2 separate regions of the Homo sapiens genome follow, and region 1 is linked to region 2. The links are chromatin contacts, found by Hi-C or POLR2A ChIA-PET in ENCODE. All regions are on one chromosome and are shown on one strand. The core of a region is the stretch at or near the end of the contact, and the rest is flanking DNA. Distances in the headings are between cores, read along the strand shown.

What was found. A loop is a pair of places that touch in the nucleus more often than their neighbours do. ChIA-PET counts read pairs that join two places held with the same protein, here RNA polymerase II (POLR2A). Pooled maps may share reads with other maps.
Region 1: a loop to region 2 is called in a map of CD8-positive, alpha-beta T cell, with 3 times the contacts of the local background. The contact joins the promoter of FKTN-AS1 here to the promoter of CT70 in region 2. A Hi-C loop is called at or near these places in 1 of 168 maps with a recorded cell type or tissue (CD8-positive, alpha-beta T cell), 1 of 37 single-sample maps with no recorded cell type and 9 of 50 pooled maps. POLR2A ChIA-PET finds 5 or more read pairs at or near these places in 1 of 52 experiments (RWPE1).

Annotation. Positions count from the first base shown.
Region 1 is chr9:105,556,074-105,562,928 of GRCh38, forward strand. FKTN-AS1 (FKTN antisense RNA 1) reads right to left here and starts at 2,233. Exons shown (of 3, transcript NR_184141.1): 1 at 1,697-2,233; 2 at 1,041-1,102. FKTN (fukutin) reads left to right here and starts at 2,058. Exons shown (of 11, transcript NM_001079802.2): 1 at 2,058-2,092. RefSeq lists enhancers at 1,919-1,968, 2,129-2,318.
Region 2 is chr9:104,990,421-104,997,827 of GRCh38, forward strand. CT70 (cancer/testis associated transcript 70) reads right to left here and starts at 1,375. Exons shown (of 4, transcript NR_184160.1): 1 at 1,266-1,375; 2 at 397-883. RefSeq lists enhancers at 525-1,724, 3,240-4,068 and a silencer at 659-928.

The sequences.
Region 1 (6,855 bases), core at 983-3,482, 570 kb after region 2:
AAATATACAGAAAAGTAGAAAGCCAGTGCTTTGTGCTCATCACCTAATCAATTGTTAACATTTTGCCATGTTTGTGCTATCTATTTTGTTTTAAAATGTCACCTGTAAGTATGCTATATGCATCCATGATGGCTTTTAAAAACAGCCACATTCTGTTAACATTCTTAGCAAAATTAACAGTAATTCTGTACTATTATCTAATGGATCAGTCCATACTAAAATTTCAGTTGTCTCAGAAGTATCTTTTTACAGTTATCTTGTTCAAATCAAGATCTAGACAGGGTCCACACATTGTACTCCGTTACATCTCTTAAATATTTGATTTTACAATAGTTCCCTCTGCTTTTAAATGCCATTTATGAAAAAAACTGAGGAATTTGTCTGGTAGAATGTCCCGTTTTCTGAATTTAGTTGCTTCTCTATATCCTGTATTAGATCTAGAGTTTGAGTAAATGCAGGTTCAATTTTTAGGCAAGAATCCTTCACAGGTGTGGCTGTGTACTTTCTATCACATCAGGAAGTACATAATATATGCTTGTCCCAAATTTAGTGAGATTAAGATCAGTGGGTTTAGGTGATGCCAGTCTATTATAAAGTTCCCCATCAACCTTTCACCTTAATTTTATCATCTATTGATGTTGCCCTTTCGATTATTTTATTAGGAGTTACAAAATCGTGATTGTTTTATCATCCTCCATTTATTAGCTGGAACTCTTATAAGTACTTTGGTTACACTAAAATTCAATTCATACAAGAAAGGCAGGATAAATGCTTGATGTTTTCCCTTATCAAGTTTTAGAATATTTAATCTTCAACTTGGCAATCTTCAATCACGACTGAATTTTATTTTTTAAGGAGTCATTATAAACTCAAGAATTTTTATATTTGATGTGTTTCAATCAATAGCAAGTATGTGATGCTCAAGTTTTCCCATGTCCCATCACGTTAGCACCTGTGTTAATGATGCCATTAAGCTTTGATAACTTACTTCCTCTTGGTGTAACCTTCCACTTTTTTTTATTAACCTACTGAGTACCTACCCGTTCTGAGTGCATTGGATGAGAGGACTTCAACAGTAAGCTTGTATGTGCATAGGAAATTTCTGGAAGGAAAAACAAAAAGTTGGTAAATGTCATAACCTGTAGGAAGTGAGGAAGATTTTTTCTTCCTTTTCTTTCTGTACTGATAGAATTAAAAACAAAGCTTAGAAAACAAATATATGATGGGAGTATTTTCCGTTTTGTAGAAATAAATTATAATTACAGTAACTGGTTTAGTGAATTATGGTTTTCAAAAATTTATAAGAAGATTAATATCTGAGCCTTAACAACCACCTTTTGGATTACACCGTTAAAAGAACCAAAGTGAGAGGATCGCTTGAGGCCAAGAGTTCGAGACCAGCCTGGGCAAGATGGTGAGGACGCCCTCCCCCCCACCCCCGCCACACCCCGCCCTGCTAGCCCCCAACGTCTCTACAAAAAAAGAAAAGAAAAAAGTTAATCAGGTACAAAATTGTATCCAGCCTTAAACTGGAGGGCAACAGGTCGCTAAATCTTGAATGTCATAAAGGCACCTCAACTTCATGAGGAATAGTGAACGCAGCTGCTATTTTCCACTCTATCCCCTAGCTCTACTAATTGTATCCAAACCAAACTTCAGGGAGTTATGCTGAATCCCTCTAGCAAAGCACACGCACTAAAAAAACCACTCGTTTATCAGAAGTTCACATTTAACGGGCTTGGAAAACGGCTCAGCTGCTGCCTCCAGTTCATCTTCCGCTGTCGAAAGCGTTTCAGAACTTAAACTCTCAGATTGCCTCAGTGCGCTGCTGTAGTTGTCAATTAGGCAAGAGATAAAAAAGGGCTTTGGCTAAGTGGCTAGATTATAAAAGCGAGGAATCGCCAGGGCTCAGTGAACTTCTGGCGGTGAGGATGCGACAAGAGTCACAGGAAAGCCGAGGCTGGGGCTGGACCGTGGGAACGTCCCAGCAGGAACCAAGCCAGCCTCCGCCGCTCAGCACTTGACGGCGGCTTTTGCGGCGGTTGCTGTGAGTGCCGTAAAGCGGAGCGGCTGCAGCCTGCTGTTGAGTGAGGTAAGGTACGGGAGGCTCAGGTCGGTACCCGGGGATGGGTGGGCGCCTTCAGACAGGTACCGCTGGCGACTCGGGTGCCCTTACCGGGCATCCTCCAGCATTCTGGGCACCTGCCTACCCCTTGGTGAGGAGGCCGGCCACAGGCTGAGCGCGCTCCGGGCTGGGTACTCCTCAGTCAGTCCACGAGCATCGCGTGGTAGACTTCCACTTGGCCAGTCCTTCCCGCACTTCTGGGCGTGTCATCAGGTGAAATCTTAATCCTGGGACAGATGAAAGGTTGGAGGACGATCGAGACTCTTGTAGTAGCCGGGTTAGGGTAGTGACCCCTGACCTCAGGTTATCCGCCCGCGTTGGCCTCTCAAAGTGCTGAGATTACAGCCGTGAGCCACCGCGCCCGGCCTGAAATTTACAATTTCTCATTTAACATGAGGTAAGCCACATTTCTCTTGGCTTCAGTTTTGTCAGATGTGGAAAAAAAAAAAAAAGGACCTAGATGATATATCAGATTCTTTATGCTTTTGAAGATAGCACGTTTCCAGTCGGTAAAAATCAAGCTGTGAACAAATGACAAAGTGAATGATAGAGCAGTATATTAGAAATTGGGCAGATGGAAGCCCAGTAGAAAAGGCTGTGTTTGAGCTAGACTCTGAGGATAAATAGGGTTTGAACGATTGGAAACCATCTCTGTTGGGCCATGGACAAAGATATCAAATGCAGGAATAAGCATTTATATTTTAGCGATTCTATTTGTGGACATAAGTTTAGTGAGGGTAGAGGATTTGGGAAGGCTGGCATTGAACGGTGAAAGAACTCTTAGTGGAAAGGAAGTGCAGGGTGTTCTGACAAGGAAGAAGAAAGGAACCGGGGAAATGCCGAAAGAACAATACGCAGGACTTGATTTCTTGGATCTGGGTGATGATATTTTTAACCTGCGTTTCTAAAAAGTAAGTTTAAGTGCTGTTGGCAAAAATGGGAATTCTGTTGAATTCCAGCATGCAATAGTGTACTGGGAATAAAGTGATTTAGATCGTAGAGTGCTGAGGTTGCCAATAACTAGCCTCTTGGCTGTCATTTAATTCTTCTAGAGCCTATTCTCCATAAGGTGATGTTGGGCCAGCTGATCTCTCTTCTCTAAAGCCTGTAAAACTAGAGACTGTGAGGATGGAGAGCTAGTTACTTTCTTCTGGACTGGGAGAGGACGATAGTTGACAGAGAATAAAATTGTTAATTTTGGGGCTGGACGCGGTGGCTCACGCCTGTAATCCCAGCACTTTGGGAGGCTGAGGCGGGTGGATCACCTGAGGCCAAGGAGTTCGAAACCAGCCTGGCCAACATGGTGAAACCCTATCTCTACTAAAAATACAACAAATTAGCCGGGTGTGGTGGCGGGCGCCTGTAATCCCAGCTACTCCTGAGGCTGAGGCAGGAGAATCGCTTGAACTTGGGAGGCAGAGGTTGCAGTGAGCCAAGATCAGGCCACTGCACTCCGGCCTGGGCAACAAGAGCGAAACTCTGTCTCAAAAAAAAAAAAAAGTTAATTTTGAACATGTTAAATTTGAGGTGAGGTGCAGGAAATAGAGTTGAAAATATAGGCAGATAGAGTGCATGGACTGTAATTTAAATAGTGTTTTCTCTCACAGGTGGTAGTTAAAATCTTGAGAATGGATTTGGTTTCAGGGAGAGATTGTAGAGAGAGTAACTATAGGCCATACCCACAGAGAGGAGGTTGGAGAAATTATTGAAGGAGGCATGTGGATCTCAGAGCTAAGAGCAAGGAAGGAGTTCTTTTTAAAAAAGTTACATATAGTTGTAGATTCTCAGGGGCCCAGTGTTGTTATTAAGCTAATTTAACAGCATTTACAGCAAATAATAAGCACCTACTTCTGGGAATTCTGGCAGAAAATAAATAATTCAAATAGATATAATCTCCACTGCCTAATTGTCTACCCAGAAGTGGTATCATTTACATATTTATTTATTCAACAAATATTTATATGTTTCAAGCACTGCTGGTTCTAGGGATATAACGACGAGCAAGGTAGACATTGTTCTTATCCTCCCTGCATGTAAAGCCCTTAGCATCTACATCAGTGCTTTTCAAATTTTAATGTACATATGAATCATCTGAGGATTTTATTAAAATGTAGATTATGAATCAGTAGGTGGGGGCTGAAAATTCTGTATTACTAACAAGCTCCAATGTGATACTGATGTTCTTAGGACCATACTTTTAAGTGACAAGAATCTAGATCCTGTTTAGCAAATATGGCCGTTATTAAGCCACTACCACTACCCATCATCTGTTTCTCCTAGGATAAAATAATTTTACTTCTTATGAAAATAATATATGCTTATACAAATATTGGAACAATATAGAAAAGTGTAAAGAACCATGTAAAAATCACTCCTAATTCTCCCTACCCAGAGATAACCATTATTAATATTTTTGGGAACATTCATCCAGATTTTACATATGTACATACATTCACAATTTAAGTGTTGCACTAAGTACATGTCACACTCTAAGCCCTGTGTTTGATTCTATTTGCTGTATGATTTTATTAAGATAAATACCCAAGTGTCCAGAACCAAGCAATTAAGTACTTGCATTCTTGAGGGAGCCACTTAAAAATAATTTGGGGGCCAGGCACGGTGGCTCACGTCTGTAATCTCAGCACTTTGGGAGGCCAAGGTGGATGGATCACGAGGTCAAGAGATCAAGACCATCCTGGCCAGCCTGATGAAACCCTGTCTCTACTGAAAATACAAAAATTAGCTAGGCTTGGTGGCACATGCCTGTAGTCCCAGCTACTCGGGAGGCTGAGGTAGGAGAATCACTTGAACCTGGGAGCGGAGGTTGCAGTGAGCTGAGATTGTGCCACTGCACTCCAGCCTGGCAACAGAGCAAGAATCCGTCTCAAAAAACAAAAAAAAAAACAAAACAAAAAACAAACTTTGGGAGCCGGACAGTGTCTCATGCCTATAATCATTCCAGGTGCCCAAGAGGCTGAGGTGGGAGGATTGCTTGTGCCTAGCAGTTTGAGGCAGCAGTGAGCTATGATTGTGACACTGCACTCCAGCCTGGGTGACAGAGCAAGACTCCATTTCTTAAAAAAATAAAAACTTGTGTTACTTCAAAAATGGGGAGACATTAACATAATTACATGTGGGCTCTAGTAAATGAATATTTGTCATTTCATTTAGGATGAGAGGAGAATTTTTAAAGTTTTAAAAAAAACTTAGTTTTTTTCTTACTACAAAATCAATTGATGTTCACGTAAGATAAATAAGGAAAAAAAATAAAAGCACCTACACTCCTCCCAACCCAAAGACAATCCTTGCTGTCTTCACCTTCCTTCCTGCTAACCTGTCTTATCTATATCTTTCATTTCAGCCACTATCTTTCCAAAACCCTCTTACACCATAGTCATTCAGAAAGGAGTAACTATGTATTTATGATTTTTCTGGAGCATCTACTGGAGAAACTAAATTTCATTAGCTTTTTATCTTCAAGTAACAGCATGTGTAGGTAGAAGTTATATTGCAAAGGATTAAGTGCATGAATGGTAAGCAGGTAAAGAAACTTCTTAACCCTTTGCAGTCTAATGTTTACTTCCAAGCTGCTGACAGTTGTGAAAAGTTAGCAGTCAAAGGAAAAGAAATGGACAATAAGAAAGACCAACAGTATTTAGGGAAGATTTGATAGTAGCTGTTGCTACTGGGATATTTTTGGCTTTTGAGAACAGCTGAAAAATGTCGATTTTTTTTTTTTTTTGGTCTGACCTCTGAATTCATTTTCAGACGCATTTTCTCTTTATGCCTGCCAATCTGCTACATCATCTCTCTAACTATACCTTTTCCTAATTACACTACTCTCTTTCCTCTGTAGTTCAGCCTCCTGTTTTATTTTGTTCAGAGCATATTTGAATGTCAGTTCTGTTTTAATGAATTGCCTGAAGGATTCTTCCTGTGCGCTGCACAAACGAAACCAGTTCACTGAGACTGTGCTACTGCAGTAAAGAAACAGCTTACTTAACAATGATGCTGGCTGTGCAAAGGAGTTATTACTCAAATCAGTCTCGCCAAAGACTTGGTGGTTAGTTTTTCAAGGATAGTTTTTAGTTTGGTGGCAGGGGACTAGGGAATGAGGGCTGCTGGTTGGCTGGGGATGTGATGATAAGGGTGTGAAAAATGGTCCTTGTGTGCTGAGTCCACCTCTGGGTGGGGAGCCACGTGACTGGTTGGGTCATGAGTCACTAGTTCACCTCTAGGTAGTGTCAGTTGGTCCAGAATGCAAAGGTCTGAAAAATATCTCAAAAGACCAATCTTAGGTTCTGTAGCCAGGGAAAATATAAATCCTGTGTCCTCTGGAAAAAAGACTGGTTATCATTTAACTACATGTTACCAGAATTCAGGTCCCTCTCATAATCCTAATCTTGTAGTCTTTCATTACCTTTATAAAGGCAGTTTAGTTTTGGAAAAGGTTACTATCATCCTTGCTTTAGGTTAAACTGTAAACTAAATTCCTTTCAAAGTTAGCTTGGCCTGCACCCAGAAATGACCAAGGACAGATTGGAGGTCAGAAACAAGATGGAATCAACTATGAGATTTCTCTTAGCTGTCATAATTTTGCAAAGGCAGTTTCACTCTCTGATTCATACTATCTATGCCTCACTCTTACTCCCCAATATCCCCAAATAAGTCGGGGATCCCACAGCATAAGGATATGGCTAGGCTCTCACATATCATCTTATGAACCTAAG
Region 2 (7,407 bases), core at 125-2,624:
GATTCAAGCGATTCTTCTGCCTTAGCCTCCTGAGTAGCTGGGATTACAGGCATGTACCGCCACGCCCGGCTAATTTTTGTATTTTTAGTAGAGACGGGGTTTCACCATGTTGGCCAGACTGGTCTCTAACTCCTACCCTCAGGTGATCTGCCCGCCTCGGCCCCCCAAAGTGTTAGGACTACAGGCCTGAGCCACCACGCCCTGCCCAAATGTTAGTATCTTGAAATAGTTATGCGTCATGCCAAAGAAATCTAGAAGACCTGAAACTCTTCAATCACAGAACAAACTTGTAACTTCGATGGCAGTTATCCTTAACAAGATTCCCTGCGGGCCCTCTCTGAAACGGAGGAGATGTGACATTATAGAACTGCAAAATCTTAGGATTCATCACCTAACTTTAATGCTGAAGCGTTTGGAGATCATTCGGACTAACCCTCATGTTTTACAGTTGAAGATAATGATACTGGAGAAGGACTCATCCCAAATCACCCGTCGGTGGCAGAGCCTGGACAAACCTATGTCTCCTCCCTTCACTCGTTTGGGGTTGTTGCTGGACTGCAGGGACTCGAAGTAAGTAGAGAGGGGTACAGGGCACTGGAAGAAGAGGTATTTTGCAGGAGTCTGTTTTTTCCTGCTCCCAAATCGGTGGGATGTCAGCGAAGGATGGGTCTCTGGAGGAGAGGAGCTAACAAGGTCTTCTGAAAACCATCACTGAGGGTGCTGTGGTTGGGAACTCGAAACCTTGCCAGTTAAAAACGTTTCTGCGAATGTGGTTTCTGAGGGCGAGGAAGCCCTCCCCCGCCCCAGCGCCGGCCCCGCCCGCCGGGTGCCCGACAGTAACCCCGAGGCGTGCGGCAGCCCCAGCTGTCTTCAACGTAGCCATCTGGAAGACAAAAACCAGAAAATGTGCGCCTTCTCATTTGAAACCTGGTCTTTAAGTCCGGCCCCTCCCCAGCAAGAATGGGAACATTTAGTTTGCACCCACGTGGCTCTTCCGCGGGCTCATGCTCCACTCGGAAGCCCGGAGCTCTGTCCGGAATAGGCCAGACAGAGCTCCCTTCCCATCTGCCTTTTGCAGGAAGAAGGGATGTGGGGCAATCGGCACAGCTGAATAGGGGCCAGCTGTGGGAAAAGGGAGAGCGTGACAACAGATGGGGGGAGGAAGGAACGAGGAGTAATGGGGCGTCAGGGCCAGGGTGGCAGCTCAGAGGGCCCAATGTCGCCCCGCCAGACCCAGAATTAGGGCACGTCTGCAAAGCTCACACCCTCCATTTGAGAGCCGAACCGAAACCATCACAAGATGAAACCTCCGGACTCCCAGCCGCGGCGGGCGGCGGGCAGCGGGCGGCGCGCAAGCGCGCGGGGCCCCGAGTCTGACCTCGAGTTACCCCGCGCGGCGAGTCGCAGCGAAGTAGGTGAAAGGTAACTAGCAGACGCTGCTCTGGGCGAAGGCTGCGGCGCGCGTGCGCGGGGCTGGGCCTTGGGTTCCGTTCTCCCCCAAGTTTCTCCAAGTCTGCACTTCGCCAAACTATGGGTGTGTCCTGGGCCAGTGCATGAAGCGATGGAGTGGGGACATCGAGCCGATTTGGAAAATTCCTGCCACCCACTCTCTGTGGAGAAACGAGGTCTAGACGCGGTGCAGGGGAGAGAACCACTTACTGAACGCCATGTGTGTGCGCGGCGGGCGTGGTGCTGGGCGCCCTTCTTTTGATTCTCACAACCCTTTGAAAGACCTCAAAATGACCCCTCATGGAAGAGGAAACTGAGGCCCTGTGAGTTCATTTAATTGGCCCACGGTCATCCAATCAGTTAAGGGCAATTTCCATGAAGGGTCCGTGCTTCAAAGTGGGTTTTTGGCCCTAAAACACACAAACGACACCTGTAGCACATTTGGCAAGGCACTCTCATAGGCATTACTCATTCCATCCTTATCAGAAACCTATGAGGTAGTAGGTGCTGTGACTATTTTCTTTTTGCAGATGGGGAAACTGAGACTCAAGGAAGTTGTTCTGGAATCCCACAGAGAATATCAGAGCTGAAATTTTCTGTCCTATTTTAGAGAGATAAAAAGCTGAAAGCTCAAAGTCACGTTCTCCCATCGCCAATCTGAAGACCTATGAGAGCTTCATGCTCTATGGGGTGAGTGGCCCAGGCCATGCTAAAGACAAAGAAGTTCTCATTATTGGAGGTCTCCTTTGAGGGTTTCCATTACAAAATTACAAAGTGATCAACCCTTCTAGAAGACAGTTGGGTTGTTCACTTATTAAGGGCAGGGACAGAGTGCACTGCTCACAGTTGCTGAATTTGGTGTTCGTTCGGTGAGCTTATAGCTGAATGAACTCATTTTCAATCCCAGATTATTCAAGGGGGAAGCTGCCTTTGTGTCAGGCAATGGGTGAAGTAGCTTGTTTGTGACTTTTCCCAGAGGAGGGTTCTTGCATTCACGCAGCAAACATACTTATCATGCACTCTGCGGTGTTTATATAGCTGGGAAACAGATGGGAACTTCAAAGGACAGGAATGCTTTGCTTCTCTTGAAAATTCTGCTCTGAGTATTTGTCTTAGTCTTCTCGTGCTGGGTACTTAAACAACAGACATTTATTTCTCATAATTCTGGATGCTGGAAGAACAAAATCAAGGTGCAGGCTGATTTGATTCCTGTTGAGGCCCCACTTTCTGGCTTGCAAACAGCCATCTTATCACTGTACGCTCTTAGAGACTTCTCTCTAGAGTCTCTTCTTATAAGGCATGAATCCCATCGTGGGGTCTCCACCCTTATGACCTCATCTAAACCAAATTACCTCCCAAAGGACCCACCTCCTAATCATCATACTGGAGGTTAGGCATTCAACCTATGAACTGGGTGGAAGGGAGCACAAAAATTCACTCATAACAATCCTAGATGTCTGGATGTTTGCCCATCTCCATGCATGGTAGAAGCCATGTAATCCCCCTACCCTGTCAGGGTTTCCTGTGACACAAGAAGTAGATCACCCAGGGAGGGGCACCGGAACGCAGTCATAACTCCTCCCACCCCACCAACCCCTTGGTGCCTCAGCTGCTCTTCAGAATCACAAAGGCCAGAAAACAGAAGCAGCTCTCCTCCTCTCCTAGGAGGCTTTGGAAACAGAGGGAGATGCAAATGGAAATTCCCCAAAAGGGAAATGCAAGGGAAGCAGAAAAAGCTGCAGCAAAGTGGGTCTGCCCCCGCTACCCTCATTTCTTTCCAAGAATCCCCTCCCTTGAGTGTGCCGTCAGAGAATTGGAATGTCACTGCCCTGTCCCCCAAGACTGTGTTGCTGCTCAGGCTGATAAAGACAAAGGCTGCAATTGGGCTCGCTTTGCCCGAATGTAACCCTGCCTTGAAGCCTTCCTGAGGTGACCAGGGGAGATCATGTGCTGCCTGATGCTGTCAAGATGCCTGTGTGAGCTGCCTGCCTGCTGGTGTTGGCAGGAAGAAGGCTGCTTGGTAACTTACATCAGCACCGCGTGGAGGGTTGAGAGCTTTGGCCATGCCGGGCCCTGTGCTGACACTTGTAGTTGAATTCCCTCCCATATGATCCTCCACAGCCCTATGCAGTAAGTGTGTGACCCCCGTTTTGGAGAGTATGAAACTGAGGCTCTGAGGAGGTAAGTGATTTCCCCACATCACCCAACCAGTAAAACGCATGGCTGAGACTCAGCTCCTTTCCTGCTCTAGGCATTTAAACCCAACACCCCAATAGGACAGGTTCTTGCAGCTGGCTGGGAAAATTGTCCCTAGGTTTCTTCCTTTCTTCCCTAATTATCCCAGAGAAATTTCAATAAAAATGTAGAACAAGGAAAATTCCAGGCCTTACACACAGTTAAATAATGAGTGACTTTATAGAGGAATGAATGAATGAAGGCAGAGAATGACGGTCGATAAAGTGCCTGGAATTGTGCCTGACACATAGTAAACACTCAATCACTATTTCCCAAATGGTTGAATAAAGGAATAAGAATATCAAAGTATATGGAAGGGAAGAATTTCAGTGTGAGATGCAAATATTTTAGGATAGCAATTTCCCTACCTTAAGCTCACAGATAAAGTTTATGGTCCTGTTGAAATTTGAAGTTCTTTTTTTTTTTTTTTTTGAGATGGAGTCTCGCTCTGTCGCCCAGGCTGGAGGGCAGTGGCACGATCTTGGCTCACTGCAACCTCCGCCTCCCAGGTTTAAGCAATTCTCCTGCCTTAGTCTCCTGAGTAGTTGGGATTACAAGTGTGCGCCACTACACCCAGATAATTTTTGTATTTTTTTAGTAGAGATGGGGTTTCACCACGTTGGTCAAGCTGGTCTTGAACTCCAGACCTCGTGTTCCTCCCACCTCGGCCTCCCAAAGTGCTGGGATTACAGGTGTGAGCCACGGTGCCCAGCCTGAAGTTCTTATTTTTAAATTATTGGTGAGAGATTTACTGACCCTAGTAGGTTATCAGTAAAAATACAGAAAGTGGATGCAGCAAAGCCCTGGTCCATCTGGTCCATGTCCCCTCCCTGTTGAGTTGCTTCTCTGGGTGTCTCGTATGTGATTTGTGCTGCTGGCTTTTATCATTAGGAAAGGCTTTCATTCCATTCAAAAAGAGCTACTGCTCTTTATGAAGCACTAAGTAGGTTAGTGCATAAGATATGGTCTTTGCTTCCTAGGTGAGGAAAACGTAAGTTCCGACGTTTGAGTCCCTGCCCTTGTTAAGGTGTATATTTCAACACATCACTTAATCTTAGCAATCCTCATTTTCCCCATATATAAAATGAGTGTGCCAGGCACAGTGGCTCATGCCTGTAATCCCAGCACTTTGGGAGGCCGAGGCGGGTGGATCACCTGAGGTCAGGAGTTTGAGAACAGCCTGGCCAACATGGTGAAACCCCATCTTTACTAAAATATAAAAATTAGGGCTGGGCACGGTGGCTCAGGCCTGTAATCCCAGCACTTTGGGAGGCCAAGGCAGGTGGATCACAAGGTTGGGAGTTCGAGACCAGCTTGGCCAATATGGTGAAACCCCATCTCTACTAAAAATACAAAAAATTAGCCAGGTGTGGTGGCACGTGCCTGTAGTCCCAGCTACTCAAGAGGCTGAGACAGGAGAATCACTTGAACCCGGGAGGTGGAGGTTGCAGTGAGCTGAGATCACACCAGCCTAGGAGACAGACTGAGACTCCGTCTCAAAAAAATAAACGACATATATATATGTGTGTGTATATATATGTGTGTATATATATGCATATATATGTTTGTATATATGTATATATGTGTGTATATATGTCTGTATATATGTATATATGTGTGTGTGTGTGTGTGTGTGTGTGTATATATATATATATATATATATATATATATATATAAGCTGGGCATGGTAGTAGGCACCTGTAATCCTAGCTACTTGGGAGGCTGAGGCAGGAGAATCGCTTGAACCCGGGAGGCGGAGGTAGCAGTGAGCAGAGATTGTGCCATTGCACTCCTGCCTGGGCGACAAGAGTGAGACTCAGTACCCCCACCACAAAAAAACAATCAATAAATAAAATGAGTGCATATATAAAATGAGTAATTTAAGGATAGCAAGGGAATTTAATAACATGATATGTAAAAAAGAGGCGAGGGTGGGAGAAAGGGGTTGATAAGTACCAAATGCTATTAATTTAATTTAATTTGAAGAGAATATGGGGAGTGTTTTCTCATCAGTCACGAAGCCTAGCCTCTCCAGGAAAAGGGAATGGAGAGCTATACATTTGAGATGTAAGAGGGATTCTGGGCTAGGGGGTTTCCAGGCAGCATCAAGAATGGGAGAGCAGAAAGTTTTACTGCCTGGGAGTAGTGTAGAAACTCAGCAAATATGTCTTGGGCCTTGCATCTGAGCTTTGGGCCTGTCTGCCTCTTCCTTTCTGAGATATGAATGTGTCCCTTGACTACAGTGGCTGCAGGAGGAAGGAGCATCCCAGAACAGCTTAATTCAGTGAGAAATCTGCTGTCTCACTGTGTCTCTGTCTTGCTTGGGTCCAGTCTGAATTCCCAGCAGCCAGAATTTATTGAGCCTTCGTTAGATGCTACCCCCTTAACATTCAGAGTGGGCCTCAAACAAATATAGAATTTGTAAGGATAGAATGATGTGAGGGTTTAAGAGTTCAGGGTTCAGTACAAAAAGAATAGAAAGAATGAAAAAGACCTAGTATTTGATAGCACAACAGTGACTATAGTCAAAATAATTGTACTTTGTTTTTTTTGTTTGTTTGTTTGTTTTTTTTTAAGGAGTCTCACTCTGTCATCCAGGCTGTAGTGCAGTGGCGTGATCTCAGCTCACTGCAATCTCTGCCTCTCGGGTTCAAGTGATTCTTCTGCCTCAGTCTCCCAAGTAGCTGGGATTAAAGGCACGTGCCACTACACCCTGCTAACTTTTTCTTTTTTTTTTTTTTTTTTTTTTTTGGATTTTTAGTAGAGACGGGGTTTCACCATATTGGCCAGGCTGATCTCGAACTCCTGACCTCATGATCTGCCTTCCTCGACCTCCCAAAGTGCTGGGATTACAGGTGTGAGCCACTGTACCTGGCCTTTTTTTTTTTTTTTTTTTTTTTGAGACCGAGTGTCACTCTGTCACCCAGGCTGGAGTGCAGTGACACAATCTCGGCTCACTGCAACCTCTACCTCCAGGTTCAAGTGATTCTCCTGCCTCAGCCTCCTGATTAGCTGGGACTACAGACACCTGCCACCATGACCAGCTAATTTTTTGTATTTTTAGTAGAGATGGGGTTTCACCATGTTGGCCAGGCTGTTTTCAAACTCCTGACCTCAGGTGATCCACCAGCCTCGGCCTCCCAAAGTGCTGAGATTACAGGCGTGAACCACCGTGCCTGGCCTTTAATTGTACATTTTAAAATAACTAAGGTAGTATAATTGGATTATTTGTAAGACAAATAATAAATGCTTGAGGAAATGGATACCCCATTTTCCATGATGCAGTAATTATGCATTGCATGTCTGTAGCAAAATCTCTCACGTATCCCATAAATATATACACCTACTATGTACCCACAGAAATTCAAAATTAAAAAAAAAAAGAGTAGAGGAACCTTGCATGCTGGGGAAGGAGAAATTCCCCCCAAAAGATGGCTTTTGGCTGAAATGCCAAGGATGGAGCCTATTTTGCTCAGGACAGAAGAAAACAAATGTGGGTTTATGCCTTTTAGCAAAAAAAAAAAAAAAAAAAAAAAAAAAAACAGAGTAGAATTCCACTTTGGCCATACCAAATATTTTCCTTGTTTTACCGAGAGACTTACAAGAGCTGGAAGAAAAGAAAACCCTAGGGGATGCCTCTTGGTTATGTTAGAAGGAAAGTGAGCAACTAAACCCTTGCTGCCTTGGGTTTGACTCACTGACCGGCTCTGTGGCCTTGGCTTG